Linked DNA regions of Mus musculus: region 2 is linked to region 1. The links are chromatin contacts, found by Hi-C or POLR2A ChIA-PET in ENCODE. All regions are on one chromosome and are shown on one strand. Each heading gives the region's core, a stretch centred on a gene start or an enhancer-like site at or near the end of the contact. The rest is flanking DNA. Distances are from core to core; before and after follow the strand shown. Region 1 has its middle 7.6 kb from the start of Tmem250-ps. Region 2 holds the start of Qsox2 (quiescin Q6 sulfhydryl oxidase 2).

Region 1 (3,217 bases), core at 441-2,940:
AATAATGAATTTTCACTAATGCCGGACTTCCTCACCCTACAGGCAGGCAGTGTGGGCAGAGCAAAGCCTGCAACAGCAGGGACTGCAAAAAACAAACATGGAACTTCCATACTAGTCTTGTTTAAATAACAACTGTGTTTCCTACAGAGGCAAAAAGGGAGGCCAAACTGGCTGTGCCCACTAGATGGACCTGGAAACCCATGTGCCTACTGGCTGTCAGTTGCCTGGCCGTGGGTATAAAGTTCCAGGTCCAAACAGGCAGCCTGAAATCCCTGGGGCTGTCTGAAAGACTAGCTCAGGCTGCCCAGGACATCAGGCTGTACCCTGCTCAGGAGCTCTGATGCCTCTCTTTTCTTCCTGGGGTGATCCTTGGCTGCCAACCCAAGTGTATGAGTATACCACTCACCACAGCACCCACTCCAAAGCCCGAGTGAGGGTCACCCAGGCTGAGGGTGACCACGGGGCAGGATGCTATTGGCTTGTCCAGAGGGTCAAGGGGCCTTAGTAGTGGCAGGGTGCACAGCCAGCCACACTCCTGATGGCAGTCCCTCCATATAGCACCAGCTACCTGGCAGGTCCCATCTCTTGGTGCCACCACAAGTGCCACTACCAAAAGCCTGGACTTGATTGATCTCTGTATGAATATTCATGCAGCATCCAGCAGGCTGTCATTAATATTCCAAGAATGAGAAAAGAATACCTGTCCTCATTTAATGAGTTAGGAGGGAGGTCAACCTGCAGCTCATGACTACTGCATCTACCTATGACTTCCAAGTTTGACAAGATGTCCACCCTACCCTCACTCCCACCCCCATCCCACCCTATGACTGATGACCCCTCAAAGTTCCCACCTACCTTACTGGCCATTGCCCTCCTGAGCAATCCGGCTCTCTCCTTCAGCTTCTGGCCAGCCTCACCCCACCCTTTTTTTCTAGCTTCCTCTGTAGCTCCAGCCCAAAGCCATGGCTCTCTCCCACCCTGCTCAAAACGCTTACCTACACCCATGGTCCCATTGTAACAAAATACCAATGGCTGTGCACCGACTCAGCAAGTTTGTTTTTAGGCCCCATGTTCTCAAGTAGGTGACACAGCTTTGTCCCTAGACCTGGTCAGTGGTTCCCACAGGCTCCCCTGTCCTGCCCAGGGTCCACAGTTAGAGACAACACCAGCCTGGAGTAACATCAGAAATAAGCTAGACTTCCAGGGAAGAGGGTAACTGCTTCATTCCCTGCTGTTCCTGTTGATAGAGGAGCCCCCCCCCCCCCCAGGCCCGGTGCTCTAGAGGTCTTGGGCTGGCTCAGGGCCAGCAGTTTAGCTATAACCCCTGTCCTGGGAGATTGTCACAATTGGCCCCACCAGAGATAGATGAGAACTCTGTCCCAGACTTCGGCTTCTGGGAGACTGGTCGTATCTGGGGGAGTAGCTGCTGTTTCTTTGGGATGAAATTTCCTAGGGCTGACAGTACCAGAGTCCTCAAAGCACAGCTCAGCGGCGCTGCACCCTGTGCCTCCCCCTGGGTCTATGGCACACTCCTATGGCTGCTCATCTGCCCGAGACTAGAAAAGCAGTGAGGGGGTGCGGTGGGGATAGGGGTGGGGTAGCTGGCCTGGCTGGGAAGGGTCACCTGGCAGCCTGTGCCCTTCAGTCTGCCACCCCACCCCCAGGCTCAGTGAGGGCCACACAACTCTGCCTGAGGCCCCATGTGACACAGCTGCCCAACAGGCCTGGGCAAGCAGCCTGGTGAGGTGGGGGAGGGGCGCTGGGCCCCAGATCGCTGAATCAGCTCGCTCTCGGCAAGGCTGCTGCTGGGGGGCAGCTCCCTCTTTTGGAAATTGTTGAGGAGGCAAGTCAGAATGCCGGGATTTCCGGAAAATCTCCCCTGCTTGCTTCAGCCTGGGACTGCGGCTTCCTGGGAGCTAGTGTCTCTAGAGGAAGGAAGGTTTCCTAGGAGGGCCGGGCAGAAGGGGACCGTTCTTTCTAAACCAGTCCAAAAACCGAGAAGAGAAAGGCACCCTCCTGCTGTGGATCTAGCACGTTTTTTTGTCCCCAGAAAACGCTGAATCAGCATGTGCAGGCGCCGCCGGCTCCCTCCCTTCCCCCTCACACGCTGGCAAGGACTGAGCCTTCCCAAGGTCAGGGGACATCAATAACCGCAGCTGAGTCTGTGGCGGCGCAGGTCTGTGCTCTGGGGTTGCCCCTACCATCTTTGGGAGTAGGGACCATCTGGCTCTCTTCCTCACACTACACTGGGAAGGTCACAGGTTCTGTGTTTGTTTGGGTCTCCATCAGGGACTGCAGAAGCTGCTACTTGGTACAGGGGCAACAAACGGGTGTTCAGAGCCACTACTTCAACCCAAGCCTGGGGCCCTGCAGCACCTCCCTTCTCATCTCTAGAAAACCCTAGCCACTAACCACTGCACCGGCACCCTTCTTATCACCAAAAAAAAAAAAAATAATAAATTATATATATATATTCTCCCCAGGGTTGTAGATAACAGTGTCCCTATCCCTACACCTCACAGGGCATCTCTCCATCTGTGCTTCCCATACCTGGCTGAACTTGCCTTCTCCAGTCCCCTCACCTCCACTCCTTCCTTCTTGGCCCTAGCTCCCAGCCATTTTGCCTAAGGACTAGTCCCAGGTCTTCATGGCACAGTCCCCACTCCTTAGATGCCCCTTTCTTGTGGTGGTGGTGGTGGTGAAGTGTAGACCCCTCCCCCAGGAAGACCCAGAACCCAGCTCCTGTCTCTCAAATTAACATCTAGCCCCCCCCTCCCCCCTGTGCTCTTACTGGGTCCCCTGAGCCAGCTCTAGCTGGGCAGCTCTGCAAACCTCAGAAAAGTCCTAGCAGCTGGATTCCTGTCCCTCCCTCCTCCCTCCCATCCACTGGGTAGTAGGCAGCCCCTTGCCTACCCTTTTTCACAAAGTCAGTTCACAAGGCTAGCCTAAAAGCTGTCCCTGTCCCTTTTTCTACCTCATGGGCTTCAAGGGCCTGGGGTACAGCAGCTGACCAAATGAGTGGCTTTATGACTGTTGACCGGTTTCATAACCAGCCATTGAGGACTTGTGTCTGCAGGTCCATTCTGTATATGCCCAGGTCTTCATTACCTCCCCTGCCCTTGACTTCCCCTGCCCTGCCCTGCAGCAGGCAGCTCATTCCCATTTTTATACTTTTATGTGCTGCCTTAATAAACAAACAAATCTGCTTGAAACAAGC
Region 2 (3,217 bases), core at 384-2,883, 100 kb after region 1:
TAAACTGTCTTTTCACTGTCTTGTCTCACTTTTGGCTAGTGCTTGTCAAGGACTTAAGGAAACTGAGATGGCTCAAAGTTTAAAAGCACAGACTGCATCAGGGTGTTGTGGGTGCTCGCCTTTAATACCAGCCCTCAGAAGGCAGAAGCAAGCGGATCTTTCTGAGTTCAAGGCCAACCTGGTCTATAGAGTGAGTTCTAGGACAGCCAAGACTACACAGAGAATCCCTGGCTTGAAAAACTATAAATAAAGAGGCAAACAAAGAAAACCCCACACACTGCTCTTTCAGTCTGGAGTGTCATTCCCAGCTCCCTCCACCTCTGATTCCAGCTGCAGGGAATCCAAAACCTCTGCCTTCCAAGGGAAACTGCACTCACCTGCACACACCCACGCCCATGTAATTCAAAACAAATTAAGTATTAAGAAGAAAGAAAAAGAAAACTTACGACCCAAGAGAACAATGTCATTAGATTCTACATAAGGACCAAAGCAGAGGTCAATGGATTCAAGGCCAGCCTGGACAACGTCATGAAACTGTCTCAAAAAAATAAAAAAATATAAGTCAAAGTGCCCCAACAATGAGGAAAGAGAGGGTAAACATTTTAAAATAGTCATCTGCAATTGCGTACTTGGAAAAAGGGCTTCTTTGCAAATCTGTTTAAGAAGAACACAGCAGTGTTCAACATCAGACCTAAAACCAAAGGTGCAGGAAAAAGAGTAACAATTTGTTGTCTTGCCCTGAGAGATCTGTAATTAGAGGTTAGTTCAACAGTTGTAAGCCAGTGAAGCCAAATGTAAGCCAGTGCTGGGAAGGCCACTTAAATTCCATTTACAGGAGCTGCTCCAAGGGGTCTGAGTTCTACAAAGGTGAGTAACTAAACATATATGGGAAGATTTCCTGAAAGCTATGGCTAGTGACCCAGAAGCCCAGCAAGAAGACGCTTTGTAAACTTTCTGCTGTTGCAGAGCAGTCCCCAGAGTGGGTATCTAAGTTTCTCAGCCCAATGCCCACCATATGGTCGGCTACCTAGCAAACGAGGCTGAGGTTTGACAGGAATGGGGACCTTCCTGAGTGGAGAGGGTAGCCTCTGAAATGCAATTGCTGGGTATGGGGAAAGTCAAACTGATCGGGTAGTGGCTAGGATAAGTGGTTGGGGACATGTTGAAGTCGGTGTTCTGAGCTGGCGACCTCAGGAAAGCCATCGGCCCCATCTGTGGGGCTTCGCCCACGTAGCTGTTGCGTCGGAGGAACGTCCACCGGCGCGCGGGGCCCTCACCTCGCACGTCCGCCGCCAGCGCTCGCCAGGTGGGTGCGTAGCCGATGCAGTGGCCGCACCACGACGAGTGGAACTGCACCAGCCACGCGGCTGAGCTGTTGCCCGTGGCCGACCGCACGCTGCCGCTGTCCAGCAACCACACGGCGTCTGAGCCCTCGCGGTAGAGCCGCGCCCCGCCGCCCTCCCGGGGCCCCACTGCCGCCACCACCGCCAGCAGGAAGAGCAGCCGCGGCAGCCGCGCGGCTCGAAGAGACGGTGGCTGCCGCGCATAAGCTCCTGGATCCCGCGCCACAGCCCGGGCGGCAGCCATGTTGGGAGTGCCGCCGGCGCGTTGACCTTTCACCCTGGCAACCGGCGTCACGTGCTTGCGCGCGCCGGTCCCGCCCTAGGCACTAGCCCCGCCCCCGAATCCGCTAATCTTCCCAGGCACTACTCTTCGTTCTCGCCCCGCCCTCGTAATTTGACCCCCCTCCCCAGCACTGGTCATTCCAGGTCCCGCACAGCTCGCTTTTTTGCTCCGCCCCCGAACATTGTTCCCGCCCCAGAATGTAGGCCCCGCCTCATTCCTTAAGTCTGCTCCGCCCCTGTGCTCCTGGCCCCGCCCCTGCCTCTGGTCATTGGCCCTATCCCAATTAAAAAAAACTCTTAAAAATCTTAAAACCCGCAAGCAATTTTCACCTAGTGAAAGTCCTGGGCCTAAGTAGCCAGATTTAGCAAGGGGAAATAGCCCGTGCCATGTTGAATGTTGAGTAAACACCAGGCCAAGATTTTCAGTCTGAAATGCAGATTTAATAGGACAAAAACAGATCGAAAAAATATTTGCTATATGCCTGTATTTCTTATGTAGCATGAATCCTAGATTTTACATGCAACCTATGATTTTACCTGTCAACTTCAAACATCCACGATGATCCCTTGACCTTTTTATAACCCACATGATACAGTAGAACCACCTGGTAAAGTTGGCTGGCTTCCTGCTAAGATGGTAGAAAGGAGAGGTAGACCTGACTCTTCTTTTTTAGACAGGGTTCTAAGGCTGGCATGGAGTTCACTATGTGCCTGAATCTGTCCTCCTGCCTCCCTGGACTGGGATTACACATGTGCACCACCATGTCTGGCTTCTCCAATCACTCAGTCTACTTTCCTATGCTAATGTTCTGCTTTCTCCAAACACTAGAGAGAATATGTAATCTCTTCTACTTCCTGTTTGTCTACCTGATCTCTCACTGTACGGTTTTTCCTACTTCACTCCCTGTCAACTGGTCTCTTGTTCTTCCTCTTGACCTATTTAATATTGTTTACAATAAACCAGGCGTGGTGGCGCATACCTTTAATCCCACCACTTGGGAGGCAGAGGCAGGCAGATTTCTGAGTTCGAGGCCAGCCTGGTCTACAGAGTGAGTTCCAGGACATCCAGGGCTATACAGAGAAACCCTGTCTTGAAAAGCCTATCTATATCTATATCTATATCTATATCTATATCTATATCTATATCTAATCTATACTGTTTACAATAAACAGAAAGCTCATGGATTAAAGGTGTGTGCTAAGGGCTGAGCCACACCACAACTAGAAACCGGTTTTATTCTCAGTAAATAACACAGTCTTGGGGTTTACATTGTGATCAAATATCCTGCAACAGGGAGACATGGTTGGGAGACAAATACAGAGAAGCTATTTGATTTTTAATGGTCACCAGAGGATGAATAAGCAGGACAAGGGACCAGAGAGACTGGTAGGGAAACTGCCTGGGGGTAGGGTGGGGGGAGGCAGTCATGAGAGTAGGACTGGCTTCTTCTTCTTCTTCTTCTTCTTCTTCTTCTTCTTCTTCTTCTTCTTCTTCTTCTTCTTCTTCTTTGTCGTCGTCGTCGTCGTCGTTGTTTAAATTTTGAGACAGAGTTTCTCTGTGTAACCCTGGCTGTCCTGGAACTCACTCTGTA

Evidence for each region. Hi-C counts contacts between places; a loop is a spot of excess contacts on that map. ChIA-PET counts read pairs that join two places held with the same protein, here RNA polymerase II (POLR2A).
Region 2: POLR2A ChIA-PET joins it to region 1 with 23 read pairs in embryonic stem cell. The contact joins the promoter of Qsox2 here to the enhancer-like site in region 1. A Hi-C loop is called at or near these places in 1 of 37 maps with a recorded cell type or tissue (T-helper 1 cell). POLR2A ChIA-PET finds 5 or more read pairs at or near these places in 4 of 5 experiments (Patski and embryonic stem cell).

Annotation. Positions count from the first base shown.
Region 1 is chr2:26,131,306-26,134,522 of GRCm38, forward strand. No RefSeq gene overlaps it. Among named protein-coding and RNA genes, the nearest start is that of Tmem250-ps, 7.6 kb to the right of the region's middle. RefSeq lists an enhancer at 978-2,418. Within about 2 kb of position 1,691, at least 2 of the 3 ENCODE cell types and tissues checked have a DNase peak (open chromatin) inside an H3K27ac peak, as active enhancers do.
Region 2 is chr2:26,235,766-26,238,982 of GRCm38, forward strand. It overlaps Qsox2 (quiescin Q6 sulfhydryl oxidase 2), which reads right to left and starts at 1,634. Exons shown (of 12, transcript NM_001302956.1): 1 at 1,278-1,634. The coding sequence starts at 1,587.